Linked DNA regions of Homo sapiens: region 1 is linked to region 2. Evidence: read pairs that join two places in POLR2A ChIA-PET (ENCODE). Cell type or tissue: HepG2. All regions are shown on one strand. Each heading gives the region's core, and the rest is flanking DNA. Links, peaks and the distances in the headings are about the cores only. Region 1 overlaps FOXN3 (forkhead box N3). Region 2 holds the start of FOXN3-AS3 (FOXN3 antisense RNA 3).

Region 1 (8,334 bases), core at 21-8,020, 120 kb after region 2:
CACCTGGACTATCTAATCCAGGATAATGTCCCTATCTTAATTCGAGCTGCAACCTTAATTCCCCTGTGCCATGAAATCTAACATAGTCACATGTGCTGGAGATCAGGATGTGGACATCCTTTGGAGAAGACATGCTTACTGCCATGATTGCCAGGACCCCACAGATGAAGCATTTCACAGTTCCAAAGACCTGCTGGGCGTTCAGGTGTCATCCTCTTTTTTGGAAACCTCCAGGGTCACAACGGCTGATGGTTTCCAAGAGCCGCTGGTGCTGATTGGGGTTGGCAGAAGCCCCTCACACAGGCACACTCCTATACTTTACTTTGTGTGGTTAGCTTATCTTCTGGGCTTTCTTTTGATTTCAAAGCAACATGGCATGGGGAAGGAGGTCACAAAGAGACAGTGAGGGAATCAGTAAGCCACAAGGTTCTAACAGCCCCTGGTTCCAAAGGGCCCTCTCCATGGTGATGTTTTCAAAACATCAGGCATTACTCTCCATTCTGTTCTTCTCTTCCTGCAGGTTTACTTTAGCACATACTTACAGTCACCTCCTATGGGCATAAGGATTAAATAAGAAATAGCCCACGCTCTCAGGGGGCAGTTGCCAGAGAGTGGGCAGAAGTGACCATAGTTCAAGGCATAAAGTTACGAGTATCATCAGGGAGCAGACAAAAGCCAGGAAAGGTCAGAGGCAGGTGACTTCATTTCTTGCTGCGGGAATTAGGGAGGTTGCAAGAAGGGCAAATTTGAGCGGGCACTCATAGAGTGAGTAAGACTTCAACAGCTGGGGATGGGGCAGCCCTGCTGGCAACGAGGGCTAGGTGGGCCAAGACAGGAAAACATAAGCATGTTCAGGGTAAGCACAATGCAGGGGTGTGTAGGGCTCGACTGGGGAGAGAACTCCACTTTCCTTACCAGCTCACACCTGTCCAACCCTTGAAAAATAAAGATCTTCTCCTTTACTCATGGTGGAAGGTGAAGCAGGAGTATATGTGTTGCATGGCAAAAGCAGGGGAGTGGGGGAGGGAGGGGGGCAGAGAGAGAGAGAGAGAGAGAGAGGATGCCACATACTTTTAAACAACCAGATATCATGAGAATTCACTTACTGTCACAAGGACAGCACCAAGGGGATGGTGTTCAACCATTCATGAGGGATCTGCCCCCCTAATTAATCCAGTCACCTCCCACCAGGCCCCGCCTCCAACACTGGGGTTTCAATTCAACATGAGATTTGGGTGGAGACTCAGATTCAAACCGTACAACAGCAGAGGCAGAGAGTAGAGCGATGCAGCCACAAGCCTTGGAACGCCAAGGCTTAAGAGGAGGCAGGGAAGGAGTCTCCTCTGCAGGCTTCCAAGCAAGCATGGTGGCCCTGCCAATGCCTTGATTTTGGACTTCTAGCCTCCAGAACTATGGTCATTAAAGTTCTGTTGTTTTGAAGAACTCAGTTTGTGGCACTTTGTTGCAGTGGCCCTAGAACTAATACACGTAGTACACGAAATACCCCTGTACTAGAGGAATTTCGTTGGGTTCTCCTTAGTCTTTCAGAGCAGTTTAGATGTGCCTGTTGAAGTCAACCAATGGCTATTAAGTGGTCTTTGGGGAGAATCTGATGATCCGAGGGGCACTGTGGCTTTCTATCCTGTATGTAGGTTGACGTCTCTGGGATCTACACGAGGGACAGAGTGACCTGGTGAGGGGAGGATGGAGTGAACAGGCACAGGCTCTTTCTGATTCCTTCAGGGACTACCTGTACAGCCAATTGTGACATGGTTCCCTTTAGAAAATAGGGACCTAGACTGGCGTCATGGGGTTTAGGCCAAAGGCCTTGAGTTCATTTACTCCAACTCCTCCTCTTGACAGATGATAAACTATCCCAGGGAGTATCTTGGGACCTACCCGAGGTCACTCTGCTAGTAGCAGAATCAGAACTTGAACTTGGAACTTGAATCTCACATCCAGATCACTGAGATTTCTAGAGACTCCAGATTCTGTGGTTCTCACTTCTGAAAATTTTCTTGGGCACAGAATTTTAAGTTAAACCATTAGACTGTGTTTACTGGGAGTGGAGGGGGATGACAGATCATAAAAAAGAAAAAGAAAAAAAGGGAACTGTTGACCTTCAGGAAAGGGATTTGAAAGAATGATCAAGTTTATATGATTTAAAAATTCATAGATACTTAGTTTTACTATGTGTCACTGAAAAATAATTTTCTACCCAGTGGATGGGAAATTCCAGCTCCTAGCTTCTTCATTCATGGACTCATCACACCTAGGTATTACAGAGTATAGAATTTACAAAATCAGCAGCCATTATGTGACCTCAGACACCACCAAGTTACCACTTTTTGCCTTTTTCTGACTTTCCTGTCCTCCTCCTGCAGGGTGAAGTAGAGCAACTAATGTTATTTCAGTTAGATTTCAGCTTTCCAGGCTTGCTTTAAATCACAAGAGTGGGATGCCGGGTAGGTTCATGATGGTCGCAGCATTGCATATACAGCATCTTGGTAGCTTTAAATCAATATCTCTCCTAAGGGTTCAGAAGAAATGTCACATACAAGGTACATTGCTTGCACAAGTGTCCTTTGTGTCGGATGCCCTCGAATGTAATTTCTATCAGTAAGACATAAAGGACACATGGAGAGGGATCATTTTGCTCGGCAGCACAGGCTGAAAGGAAGGAGGGGAGGTGGTTATTTTTTGTTGTTACTATGACTGTTTCTTGGGTTCCTCCAACAAAGAAATGCTGTGTGGCTTTCAAGTATCTCTCAGTGCAAATGCTTCCTGTCACAAGTGATCAGTGTCCTGCCATTTTGAAATGGCAGAAGTGGCTTTAGCAGCATTATGAAATTATCATTGCCGTGCTGGATAGCTGAGACCAGCCTCTCAGAGAAATTGACGCTCTCGCCAGCTTTCCTCAAATTATGTCTCGTAAGGCTGGCGCGCTGTCACTTTAACAAACTATCACCCTGAAATGGGGTTGCTCCATCCAGGGCTGTGGAAAAACAAGGTTAGAAGAGCAGAGGACTTGTCGATGGTGAGTAAGTGGGATTAGTTAAACCAATATTGAAAAATGGTTTGCACAACTCTGGGCTGCTCATGTTCCCTCTGAAAACGTGTGCTCTTTCAGCCCGCGTAGGCACGGAGACAGTTAAAGCTGCATCAGGACCTTTGTTATATAATCCTTCCCGGTTATATAATTAAGGGTCCTGTTTTTTCTTGCCCTGGTTTACATCGATTGAAATGTGGATAGAAGATTGCAACAGTTCATAGTCTCCTGTAATAGCCGAGGCAGTAATTTCATTGATTAAAGCACTCGGGGTCTATTGGTCATCAGTAACACTATCTGCAGAATGAACTATGTATAGGCGAACGGTTTGTGTTTGTAGAATATTAAATAAGTTTCAGACACATGTATCCTCCTACAGATGAGCAGTTTGAAAGAACTGGCCTTTGGAGTCTGACTTATAGGAACCTTCTGGGTTCTGCCCAGGTTACTAGCAGGTCAGAATCTTGGGGCAGGCCTAGATGTGGAAAAGTCCAATAAATCAGTGAGTTCTACATCCGCCATGAGGCAGCTCCTGTGGCTTTTTCCAGTCTTGGCCCAGTTTCGGTTAGGAAACGTGACACCCTGAAGGCAGATAGTATTCTTGGGGCTTAGCTCCACGCCTTCCCGCAACACTGAGCTTACCTGTCCCTGAAGCAGTGGCTGCTGGCACCATTGGAGCCTCTCCCAGCTCTTGCAAATGTCATCTCAGTGGCCATAATTTGCTGCCCTGCCATGCTCCCAGCCAATCGCTTTGAGCAGACCTAGAGATTAATTACCCGTGTGTTCCCCGCCACCACCTGCTTCCATCTGCTTGGTCTTGGAAGGATTGAACCATGGGCATGTCTGCCTTGTGCCCCAGCATAGAGGCACCGCAAGGTAGGCAGGTCCGATTTGGAGCACAGTATTGCATGGAGCGGCTGTACCATTGCGTCCCCTCCTTTTTCTCCAGATGCGAAGGTTCTGTGTCTGTCCCTTAGGGCCCTGGCTGAGACCTTCTGAATAGCTGCTGGTGCCCACATCCCGCTGTAACAGAAGTCCAGGCAACAGAACCACACTCCTCTGTCATACTGCCTGGCAAATCAGATCATATCCCTACTCTGCCCTTCCCTCCATAGTGGACCGAGACCCCTGCATTCTTTTTCAGTCTCAGCCACCCTCCCTCTTGGATCACCTGGCTTGTTAGCTCCTGGCAGCCCTCTCCTCTCCTGAGGCTGGGCCGGCTCTTGACTCCCAGAATGCTGTGTGGCCAACAGGCCAGCTAGTGTCTCTCTTGGCCAAACAGGAATTGTTTGTTGCAAGTATTTCCTACAAAGCAAGTTCTAACATTATATGGGATATGGGTAATTTTGATTTTCTTTATACTCTTACTGCTTTTGCTGAAGTTTTCCTTGGCGAACAGATACTTTTTTTTTTCATTAGAAAGAAAAGAGTATATTTTAAAAGAGCAGTTTGGGATAAGGAAAATAAAAACACATCATCTTTTATGTTCAGTAGAACAACAACAAAATCACCCCAGGTAAGTCAATGCAAAAAAATTAGGCAGGCATGCTTCTCCTCATCAAGTAATAAATGGCCTGTCACAGGTGAGATGGGTGGGATGTTATCATTATCATCAACCTCAAGTCCTGATGTTCCCGCAGAGCTAGTGGCTATGTGCTACTCCAGTAGACGCCATGGGGGATTTATCACAGGGTTGCTGCGAGGCTCAAATGAGAAAATAGAAGAAGTACTTTATAAATGAAAGCTATTTTTTCAACAGAAAAATGAAAACCTTCATCTCCATTGAGAAACAAGGCTGAACACTGTAAGGAGGGTTACAGAATTTAAAGCAGATGTGACCTCTACTATCCAAGAATGTTTGTTTATCTATTTATTTAATAAAGAGTGTGTGGCGCCTGTCGTGTGCGTAGTGCAGTTCTTGATACTTGGGATTCATCAGTGAAGGAAACAGACACAAATCTTTGCCCTTGTGGAACTCTGCGTGAGATAGACAAGAAACAATAAATATGATAAATAAAAAGCAAGTTGTCAAAATAATAATAGTAGCTAGCACTTAGATGTGCCTACTTAGTGCTAGGCACAAGTCTAAGCCCTTTATGTATACTTAATCCCATACACCCTAGCAGGGAGATAATAGCAATAACCCATTGGGAGAAAATGATCCCCACAGAGATGAAGTGACTTGCCCAGGGGCACACGAGTGCTTTAGCTGGAATTCCATTTCACACAGCCTGGCTTTCATCAGAGCAGATGCTCAGCAGAGGATGGTGGAGGTGATGAGAATGTGGGAAAAGAAACAGAGTGAAGTAAGAGGGATTGTCCATTCAGCAGACGTTTTCTGAGTGCTCTGTACCTGCCAATGAGTTAGATCCCTGGGATATAGAAATGAAAGAAATGAAAAGGGTGTGTGTTATCCCTCCATAGAGGGATTTACAGTGTTCTTGGGTTCACAGACATATAAGCAAATCACATGATAGCATGGTGGGATATACCTTCCTCCCTGGTTTCCTATGGAGATACCATATTGGAAGAGCATTGGTTTCCATGACCCTTTGGTTTTGGACTAGTGAATTCATGGCATTGAGGGCCTTACCTTTTTCTGAAGTCCATTGATCAGTGGTGTTGTACCCTGTCTCTCACTGCAGAGCTTCAAGGGTAAGAGGCCAGTGGGGCCATTCACTGCTTTGTTTGGATTCTGGGCCATGGAGCCAGGGACTTCTGCCATCCTGAGCTGTTCTCCTCTGCCTGTACCTGCAGGGCTGGCCCAGGTCTTGTGGACATCCTTCGGTTTGGTCGGTGGCTGTACTATAGCTCTTTTTTGCTCTTTTGAGTGTTGCCCTACCTCCTTTTATCTCTTATTGGCCTCAGCGAGTGTCACCAGAGGGACAACCTACTGCATCTTACCACCTGTACCCAGCACTGCACACGGACTTGCACTCCAAGCCTGGCAGAGGATTGGCTGGGGAGACACATGCCTACTAAAGAAACACCATCGGAAGTGTATTTTCTGCTAGGGAAGGGTCAGTAGCATTTGGTTCCTGCCCAAACAGCAACACGTTGATTCTCACAACTCATCTAACTTCTGCAACTAGGGTGTCATTACAGTGTGTACTTGGGTGAAGATGGATCCCAACTGTCTTTTGGCAAACTTTGTTGTTCTTTTCTGTCCCTCATGTGATCCCACAGCCACCAAGATAGAAGAGTGTTCTCGCTGCTGAGCTACTTTAATCCCGTGGTCAGAGTGGCAAGAGCTTAATAAATACTTTTGTGCAATAGGATATTTTGATTGTTTGTTTTAGGGTTATGTTTGTTTCTCTAGTTCTTTTGTACAACAAAATCTTTGACTAAGTCTGAATTGTGTTTGGTATTGGCCCGGCAATCAATGTGACGAATTTTGTCATGGGTGACACTCTTATCTATTTTAGTCCCTGCAGCTACCACTCAGACCTCTTTTTCCCTAGACACGAGTGCTGGAGAGCAGCCATCCTCAACTCCTCTGTTCCCTTCTCCCTCTCTGGGGCAGTGGAATAAACCCCATTTGTCAGGGCTGTATTGGTTGTTCTGATTGCTTATTACGAGGCCTGGTGTTGTGCAAGGCTCTCTCATGACTATTATTTTATCTGGTCCTCAAAACAGCCCGTTTTTACAGCCAGCATGCTTTGGAAAGAGGCGGGAGGGGAAGCAACAACCCATTTTATGGTTAAGAAAACACAGAATCAGAGAAATAAGGTAACTTCCTCCCAAGTACACAGCTAGGAAGTAATAGAACAAGGACTTAAATCTACAGTTTTTTATTTGTTTGTTTTCTTTCTAATATATCACTCCAAAGGACATTTGGATTAGGAAATCAGTTTATTCCAGGTGTTATATTCGTTCTGAACAAGTCCTCTGTCAGGAAATGAACTGAGCCCATCTTCCTAAACATGTCCTTTCTAAAACTCACATGGTTTCTACAAACTACAGCTTTTTTTATTCCTATAGTTAATCTAGAAGAGGCAGGATTGAAGATACTTTCCTAATAAAATAAGAAATTGCCTTCTCTTCAAACCTATGCTTTTTTATCACTCTACACAAGTTGAATATGGTACAATATTAAAATGTGGTCCTATCTTACAGGTTAAGAATAAAACAAATTATTTAAATTTACATTTGAAAACTGTTGAAATGGCCCAGCAAGCCATTCTTAGCCATTCTTACGGACTGTGACCTTGTTAGTTTCCCAGATGTCACCAAGTTTTGCAGTAGGTTTTATTGACTAAACAAAAAGAAACGTTCATAACCCAGAACGTGGAAGAACATCTTGAGGGTACATTGAAGAGTTTAGAAGGTCTGACAAATCCCTAAAATCAAATTCAAAACGTGTCTTCCTGAGCTTTGCTAATGAGAGATCGCCTCTTTTATCAGACCATCAAATGACATCCTCACTGTATTAGTTTTCTTTGTTGTATAACAATTACCACAAACAGTGGCTTTAAACAATACACTTTAATGATACCAGATTCTGTGGCTTAGGAGGCTGGGTGCAGCTTTGCAGGGTCCTCTGCTTAATGTCTCCCCAGGCTGCCACCAGTGAGTAACAGTCTCCCTGGCCAGGCACGGTGGTGCATTCCTGTGATACTAGCACTTTGGGGGGCTGAGGTGGGAAGATTGCTTGAGGCCCGGAGTTCAAGACCAGCCTGGGGAGACCCCATCTCTACAAAAGCTTGGGTTTCCCTTTAAGCTCATAAGGTTGTTGGCCGAATTCCGTGCCTTGCAGTTGTTAGGACCGAGGTCCCTTGTTTTTGGTGGCTATCAGCTGGGGGCCGTTCTTAGCTGCTGGAGCACCTGCCCTCACCAGCCCTCCGATTCCTTCAAGGCCATAGGAGACTCTCTTCTTGCAGTCTGCTAAGACGGAGCCTTCTGTGATGTAAGGTAATCTCAGGGTGACTGTGCTTTATCGTGCCGGATTTTATTACCAGAAGGCAGTTACAAGTCCCATCTGCATTCAAGGGGAGAGAGATGACTCACTGGGGGTCATCTTAATGTTCACCTGCCACAATCACCCCACAAAAATTCAGAAGAACCGCTGGTCTAGAACCTTTGAAAACAACATGACTGACCCGCCACATTTCATGAGTTCACCGACTATTATATTCCATCCACAGGAAGAAACCCAACATGACCAAATGGAAAAAATTGATCAGTCTTATTTTGTCTAGTTGGAGTAAATGCCGTGAAGGGAGTCCAATTGATGAAGAATTAAATGAGAGCAAAGAGCTTATTCCAAGCTGTTGGGAAGGAGATCC
Region 2 (8,334 bases), core at 40-8,039:
ACATGGGGCCTGCCTCCTTATCCCCGTTCTTTAGGCACTGCCCCAGAGCCACGTGTAAGTCCCCCACTGTTGCTAATAGGGGGCTTTCTTCCTCACAAGTGGTGAGAAGGGGGAAAAAACACAACCAGACACTACTGTCCTAGATCAGTGGATACCAAACTTTGTTGACCCGGCTTCCCAGTAAGAAGTGTATGTTACTTGGTGATCAGTAAACATGTATATACACAACTATGCAAATACAAATTTCACTATATGTTACTGCAGATATATGGTAGTCCATTCTATTTGGTTCTAGTTTGTTACATTCTGTTCCATTAAAACAGTGCTGCTTATGATCCATTCCGTTCATTTCATGACCCATGAATGTATCTGGCCCACGGTTTGAATAACAATGTTTAAAGTATAGGCTGGGCGTAGTGGCTCATGCCTGTATTTCCAGCACTTTGGGAGGCCAAGGCAGACGGATCACCTGAGGTCAGGAGTTCGAGACCAGCCTGGCCAATATGGCGAAACCCCGTCTCTACTAAAAATACAAAAAAAAAAGAAAATAGTCGGGCATAGTGGCGGGCACCTGTAATCCCAGCCTCTCGGGAGACTGAGGCGGGAGAATCGCTTGAACCCGGGAGGCGGAGGTTGCAGTGAGCTGAGATTGCGCCACTGCATTCCAGCCTGGGCACGACAGAGTGAGACTCCATTTCCACAAAAAGAAAAAAAAAAATTACTTTTTTTTTTTTTTTTTACATTTTTGCTAACCATTTCTTCCTACAATATGGGCTCTTGTTTGCTTTTCTTTTTGTGCATTGATTTTTTATTTTTAATAGAGAGTTGATTTTTATTCCCCCAGGTGGTTTTTAATTTTAAAAGAAACTTGGGCTCATCCATAATTTTTTTTACTCATTTTTCCATGTAATTTTTCTCAGTTTTTTTTCTGGGGGTGTTAGTGTATATATACACACAAAAATGTGAGTGTGAATACACACGCATACTTTCCTATAAATGAATATTCTTCGCTTATTATTTTGAATTCCCCGACACTTAATGGTGTGTGGCCCTCACAGTTATTTATTTATTTATTTATTTATTTTTTGAGACGGAGTCTCACTCTGTCACCCAGGCTGGAGTGCAATGGCACGATCTCAGCTCACTGCAACCTCTGCCTCCTGGGTTCAAGAGATTATCCTGCTTCAGCCTCTTAAGTAGCTGGGATTACAGGCACCCACCACAAAACCCAGCTAATTATGGTATTTTTAGTAGAGATGGGGTTTCACCATGTTAGTCAGGCTGGTTTCGAACTCCTGACCTCAGGTGATCCACCCACCTCGGCCTCCCAAAGTGCTGGGATTACAGGCATGAGCCACCGCACCTGGCCTATTTCTTTTCTTTTTTTTTTTTTTTTTTAATAAAAAGCACTCCACGGCCGGGCGCAGTGGCTCACGCCTGTAATCCCAGCACTTTGGGGAGGCCAAGGTGGGCGGATCACTTCAGGTTAGGAGTTTGAGACCAGCCTGGCCAACATGGAGAAACCCTGTCTCTCCTAAAAGTACAGAAATTAGCCGGGCGTGGTGGCGGGTGCCTGTAATCCCAGCTACTCAGGAGGCTGAGGCAGGAGAGGCTTGAACCTGGGAGGCGGAGATTGCAATGAGCCAAGATTGTGCCACTGCGCTCCAGCCTGGGCAACAAGAGCGAGACTCTGTCTAAGAAAAAACAAACAAAAAAAACCAAACAAAAAAAGCATTCCATATTCTTGTCTTCAGATGAGATGCAGATATTTTTCTAAGAAAGCTCCAACTCTCAAACTTACTACACAACTATAATCAAGTTATAGCCTTCTCTCTCCTATTAGAAACATTAAATGTAATTTTTCCTGGCCTAAGAAACTTGAGCATTCTATCCTTTGCATATTTCCATTTTTAAAGTTTTCAAGTAAACCATTTTACTACTCCAAACTGTTACATGAAACCCAAGAAAATGCTTGAAAATGCAGGAGTTCAAGACCAGCCTGGCCAACATGGTGAAACCCCATCTCTTTCCTTAAAAAAAAAAAGTTAGCCAGGCATGGTGATGCACGCCTGTAATACCAACTACTTGGTAGGCTGAGGCACGAGAATCACTTGAACCTGGGAGGGTGAGGTTGCAGTGAGCCGATATCACATCACTGCACTCCATCCTGGGTGACAGAATGAGACTGTCTCAAAAAAAAAATTTTTTTTGGGAGATGGCCACAATGAACTGACCAAGTATGGAATTAAACCTCAGCTTGATGTTGACAGTGCAGAGACCTGGGCAAAAGACTTTCAGCAGCCAGGTAGTCATGAGTCAGTGATAGTAGCTTCCCTAGCAAGGGAGAAGTCCCAGTAGTGAGTGTGGGGTGTGGGGTTCATAGAAAGCAGATGCAGGGAGTGATGAAAATAGAGGGGGAGCTGAGAATGTCAAAAAGCTCTTCCCAGTGAATTTGTTGAGCCAGGACCACCACTGCATTCAAATAGATGATCATTTTATCTTCACTCGTCCCATCTGTTTGCTGGAGGCCCTTCCCACCGCTGCTGTTGGAGATGAAAATCAATCAGATATGGTTCAATGAAAGACATTGTAAGCCAGTTTCATTGTCTTTCTTGTGTCCAAAAGGAGATTTTCATGATGCTGTCTGCCATTTATTGAGTACCTGTAGGTAGGGCCGCTACTGAAGGTGTTTTATATTATGCCATCTCTGAGCCTCCCAGCTATCTCTAAGTGGGTCACTGTTTTACCAGTGAGGAAGCAAGACTTCCCATGGCGCTGTGATTTGTGCAGGGCCACTCAGGAAACGTCTGTGTGGCTCCAGATCACCTGTTCTTACTATTCTTCAGCCTGCCTCTCTGCATCTGGATCAATTACCTTGTGAATGTCCTGCACAGTCCTGGGGGTTTATTCTGCTTAGCTTTTGTTTTTATTTTTATGTATTTATTTGTTTTGAGATGGCGTTTCACTGTTCTTGCCCCAGCTGGAGTGCAAATGGTGCGATCTCCGCTCGCTGCAGCTTCTGGCTCCTGGGTTCAATCTGCTTAGCTTTTAAATGGTAGCATACATTAATATGGGTATACAAGGGTACAGTAAACAAACACTTAGGTTAGGATTAGGAGAAACCACGTTCTTGGCTTACGGTTATTTCCCTGAGAAGGCCAACCGGTTGTCCTTCATTTCTTTGTCATATTATTTTTGTAGCGTTAAGATTAAATGGTCCCACCCTGAAAGCCACCATGATGAGAACAAAAGCCATTGGGTTTCCAGAATTGAGACAATATCATTGCAGAAATGTTTGGGTCACATGTCAGCCATGGCCCTCAGTGTAGCTATTGCTGGTTTGGAGCCTTGGGTGCAAGGGATCAGAAAGGCAGGTCCCACTGGCCCAGGGCTCCACCGGGAGCCTTTGATGGAATCAGGCCAGACCCCTACTGTTGACAGGATTTGGTGGTTTGTTTTATGTTTTCCAAATTTGGTAGTTACCTGTCTCCTGTCTTTCCCCCCAAACCTCTCCACTCCTTAGCTTTTGGCTTTCTTCTGCACAGCTCTTTTCCAAAGGAAGGGATGAAGCTTCCAGGGCAGATTATTGAGTGGCCCGCCTGATTTACTTGCAAAGTCTCACTGCTCCCCCTGAACTATTCTGGGTTTGAGAATGTGTGCGTGAAAGGAAAAAACACGTAGGAATGTTGAATTTTCCAAAGTTGAAATCTTTCAGGTCTTTAAACATCCGGTTGGTTAAACTGAGAACATTGATGTTTAAGCATAGAGTGTCCAGCCAGACTCTGACCTGTGTCTGGGGTCAGGCCTGCACGTGGGGGTGGGTGACTAGAGTGGTCAGAGGTTCCAGCCCCTGGCTGTGGTTTTGAGCAATTCTCCTATTCTCATTGCACCAGAAAGAGTTAATTCCAGTTGCACGGCTTGCTGATGTTGTTGATAATAAAGTATTTTAATGGGCTCTGTGAATAATGTTTGTAAGGAAACTACTCGGGTGAACTGATGATGAAACACAGATTTTTTTAAACTTTTAAAAAGATTTTAGGAGTAACTTGTTTTTACAGCTCCTTCAGTGGGATTTTCTTGGATTGTCCCCTTCCCCCATGTTAGTTAAACAGCTTCTTGTTTGCTTTCTAAATGTTGGAGGACAACATCAATCTTACTGTTGGCTGAAAGCAGGAGGTGGGCACGGGTTTATGTAATTTAACTTCTTTTCTCTGCAAATCAGTAAATATTTACAAATGACCTTATCAAACAGTTTGGGTACATTCGGTCACTTGAAAGTGTGCGGCCAGAGGAACGATTGCCCGTCGGCCTGCTGCCAGTTCCGGGGGGCCTCAAAGGAAGGACTTACATTTTTAAAAATAGGCTGTCCATAGACCAAACGCTTCACAGGAAGTGGGCCTCACAGGAAGCCTCCCTCTCTCCACAGAACGGTTTTAGAAAATTTGCATTTTAAAGTTTGACTTCTAAAGATTCAACTCTTAATGGCTGGAGTCGATTGCTGGGAACTGAGGAATCCAAAAAATAAATAGTGGATTCTGAGTTGGGCTTTACCATTGCTGCCTGAGTTCTTTTGTTGCTTAGGGAAGGTAATTACAGAATTCTATTCCAAGAGTAAATGTCATTCTTTTGTGAGTAAGCTGGAAAGAAACAAGGGGATTACTTTTCTGTTTTTATAAAATGATCCCGATGTCATATGGTTTTAAAACATAACTAAATTTCTGGAGCAGAGATGGACTTTTGGGGGTGTCTCGGCCCTCTTTTTTTTTTCCCCAAACTTTAGAAATCTGACACAGTTAAATTCATTTTTAGAAGAGAATGCACGTGTTCTTCAATGTTGACGCTGAAAAACAATGAGATTCTCATTTTATTGGTAGTTTGGGTATGAAAATTGTAATATTGTTGTATCACCATAACCTGGTAATAATATGTTCATTTTGCCTATCAAACATAATACAAGTAAGATTGAAGTGCATTTTATGGAGTTCTACTGTCAGTATAATATTTAAGGCTGGCAAACAGTCAACAAATGAGAAGCTTTTAAAAATAAAGAAGTGATAATAGCTATACATCTACTTATTGCAAAGTACTTAATAATTCTCTATTAATGCCTTTGTATTTTAATTTTCTTTGCAGAGTATTGGGAAAGGGTCGTTGTGGTGCATAGACCCAGAGTATAGACAAAATCTAATTCAGGCTTTGAAAAAGACACCTTATCACCCACACCCACACGTGTTCAATACACCTCCCACCTGTCCTCAGGCATATCAAAGGTAAGCAATTCAGACTTCTTTTTTTTGGTCTACTGAAATGGCATTATTTTGGCAGAGACCTGCGCGGAAATTAATTTAATAGGCCGTACGAGATTTTAAAAATAACTGCAGGTAAATGAGAAAGAAATTAAGTATTATTAGGAGGCATATCCACTGTTGTATTTCCTACAAACCTTACCGCTGCTGCAGCGTCAGAGGAATGTGCTTCCAGAAGGCTTCATGGTGGGTGAAATCATGTCTTCCTGGGTAGAAACATTTACAAAGAAAAGTCGACAGCTTTCACATCTCGGTGTGTGTCATGTTTTGTTGGGATAAAAGTACAGGAACGAGTCAAGCAGGCAACTCCATCATCCCCTCATCTGGCCGGTCTCTGCAGACATTCAGTGGAGGCTCACTCAGTTGTCCCCACTGTTGTCTTTCGCAGTCTCCATGTAGACGGTGCTCCCAGGTGACCATTTTGTTGTGGTTACTTGGTCTTTGCTTCTTCAAGGAGAACAGTAGAAACAATAGAGACATTTTATCCTCCTCACATGCCCATTTGTTTGAGACAGTAAGGTCATGGGTACCATTTTTACAAATATATCATTGGAAGGGAGGGTAAGTAGCCTGTCACTTTTTTAAAAAGTGTCTTAATGTTAGATTCCAAAAGAGAGCCAAATAATCAGAACCAAATTTTTAAGATCAATTTTTATGAATACATAGTACTTGAATTTGAAGTGCATTCCTCAGTTCTACAAAAAAATATTTAAAAATGTATAGAAATGTTTCTATCGTAACCACCTAGTTAAGAGGAATTATCCTTGGACTGCAAGTTGAGGTTAATTAGGGATGGCATGATGTCATAGACTTCAGGAATTTTACAGTCCACTTCTTTGCAGATTCTTTTCCTAGTCTGCTGTTTGTTCTGCAGGAGGGAGCACAAAGTGATCTTCTGAAATAGCATTAATGAAGTTCTTCTGCATCTCAGTTGAGAAGCATTCCATCACAGGCCCTAGACAATCAGTCTTCAGCAAGAGACAGGGAGGAACAGCTGGGCTCTCTGAGAAGACTGCTGTATGTCTGCCTTTGCTAGGCGATTAGCGTGATGGTACCCATAGCAACTGGAGCGTCTCCATAGTAACGCGTAGCCGAGACAGGTGCAGTTGCATCACAAGGCTGTTTGTTGCCTGGCAAAAGGACAGGCCATTAGTACTTAGATATACACTGTTGCCTTAGAAACAAATAACCTTACATAGCAACTACAGTTGATTTGAAAGGTTTGGTGTGTGGGGGGGAAGGTTGTAGCAGCTTTTGTCTGTGTTCATAAAAATCAGTGGAAGCATACTTTATTCGAAATGACAACTTGAGGTCATATAGCTGTAGGAGAGAAAGTGGGATTTTCCAAAGCAGCCCAGCCAACATAGTAGACATGTCCAGAAGGACAGAGCCATATGCTTGGTTTTCTCCTTGTGGCCATAGCCACTCCCCAAATGGAAGAGAACCAGGATTGGAGTGGAGAATTGCCGATGTACAAGGTTGGTGAAGGAGGACGTGACACTAATTATTGAAATATTTCCCAGATTCTCATGTTTCTTTGTCATTCTACCCCCACCCCCCGACTCTCCAAGCTGCATGGAATACCCTTCTCTGGGTTTTCCACTCTGCACCTCAGAAGTATTTCATCTCCCTTTGCTTCTAGGAAGTTAAGAACATGAGTGTTACTCACTGGGTCATGTCATTGGTTCCTTTAGACCAGTATTTTGTTGCCAAATGTGACCCCGAGGGAAACACAGTAATTATTTAATAATTCGAAGGATTATAGAGGAGCTCTGGGGGTTGGAACAGGAATGCATATTCAGGCGAGAGGCATTCTGAGCTGGCCTTAGCTTAATGACTTCATTTGATTTTTAATATAGACATAAAAATGCAGATGAACCAGAGCTTTTGTAATGAAAATCATTTCCGAAGGAATATTTCAGACCCCACTCCGTCACCTCCAGCCTTTATCCCCAGTTGACTGAGGGGGGAAAAAAAACCAGTTTCTGCTTCTGCCCATGCGGTGCTTAGATTTCACCTCCACAGAGGTCACTGGCGGTGGAGGGAGATGACAGATGAGATTCTAGTCTGCCTCTTCCATGCCTTAAGTCCATGAGAACAAGTCACTTTCTCTTTCCTGGGGACTGTCATCCCTTCATCTGAAAGCTGAGAGTTTGCTTCAGGATCCTCTAGTGTGTGAAATTGCACTGAAGCCACTGAACACTGGGTAATTGTACAATATTTCTGTGTCTTAACAGTGATGTGGCATTTGGTTCAATTCTAAGCCATCAGGCCACTTGTTGACATGACCTAGAGAAGATGGAAGTGAAACACCGAGTCATTAAACAGGGACCCCAAAATGCCGAATTGACGTGATCTGGCTGGGTCCACTGTGATGCGGGGAATCACCCGTCAGCCCCTTGCTGGATCGCTGTGAGGGGTACCTGGGAAGTGCTTGGCTTTCATGGGGCTGGTACTTAGCATCCTGAAGAAGATGGTGATTATACTAGATGGGCGGTTATTGCTAGGACTTGCAGGTGTGCTTGGCAAATGTCACTCTGAACTGAGCTGCAGGTGGCTGGAAATGCTGCGGGAAAAGCGAGACATTTGAGAGCACTGCCCAGACCTTGCTCACATCCAAATACCATGCTAAATATTGAGATGTGTAGACCCGTGCCTCTGTTTTCCTTTTTTGCTTTTTTTTGAGACGGAGTCTTGCTCTCTCTCCAGGCTGGAGTGCAGCGGTGCAATCTTGGCTCACTGCAACCTCCGCCTCCTGGGTTCAAGGGATTCTTCTGCCTCAGCCGCCTGAGAGTAGCTGGGACTACAGGCAGGCGCCACCACACCCAGCTAATTTTTGTATTTTTCGTAGAGATGGGGTTTTACCTTGTTGGCCAGGCTGGTCTCAATCTCTTGAACTCATGATCCGCCCGCCTCGGCCTCCCAAAGTGCTGGGATTACAGGCGTGAGCCACCGCGCCCGGCCCATGCCTCTGTTTTCTAAAGTGCCCTTTTGAATGTATGTTAGGATGTTCTTCCACACCTGCTTT

Evidence for each region. Peaks named below come from ENCODE experiments on the same cell type or tissue, not always from the same donor. Only the 100,000 strongest peaks of a DNase experiment are listed, where the experiment ranks them.
Region 1: POLR2A ChIA-PET joins it to region 2 with 5 read pairs; 1 of 35 experiments calls an interaction of 5 or more read pairs at or near these places.

The regions. Positions count from the first base shown.
Region 1 is chr14:89,227,342-89,235,675 of GRCh38, reverse strand. The region is part of intron 4 of FOXN3 (forkhead box N3); the gene reads left to right. Among named protein-coding and RNA genes, the nearest start is that of FOXN3-AS3, 120 kb to the left of the region's middle. In HepG2, for the core only: no CTCF peak of the experiment used is centred there; a DNase peak (open chromatin) is centred at 3,065.
Region 2 is chr14:89,347,608-89,355,941 of GRCh38, reverse strand. FOXN3 (forkhead box N3) reads left to right here. Exons shown (of 6, transcript NM_005197.4): 3 at 5,134-5,270. FOXN3-AS3 (FOXN3 antisense RNA 3) reads right to left here and starts at 5,655. Exons shown (of 2, transcript NR_188029.1): 1 at 5,449-5,655. RefSeq lists enhancers at 2,171-2,270, 2,612-3,327 and a silencer at 4,477-4,526. In HepG2, for the core only: no CTCF peak of the experiment used is centred there; DNase peaks (open chromatin) are centred at 3,791 and 4,221.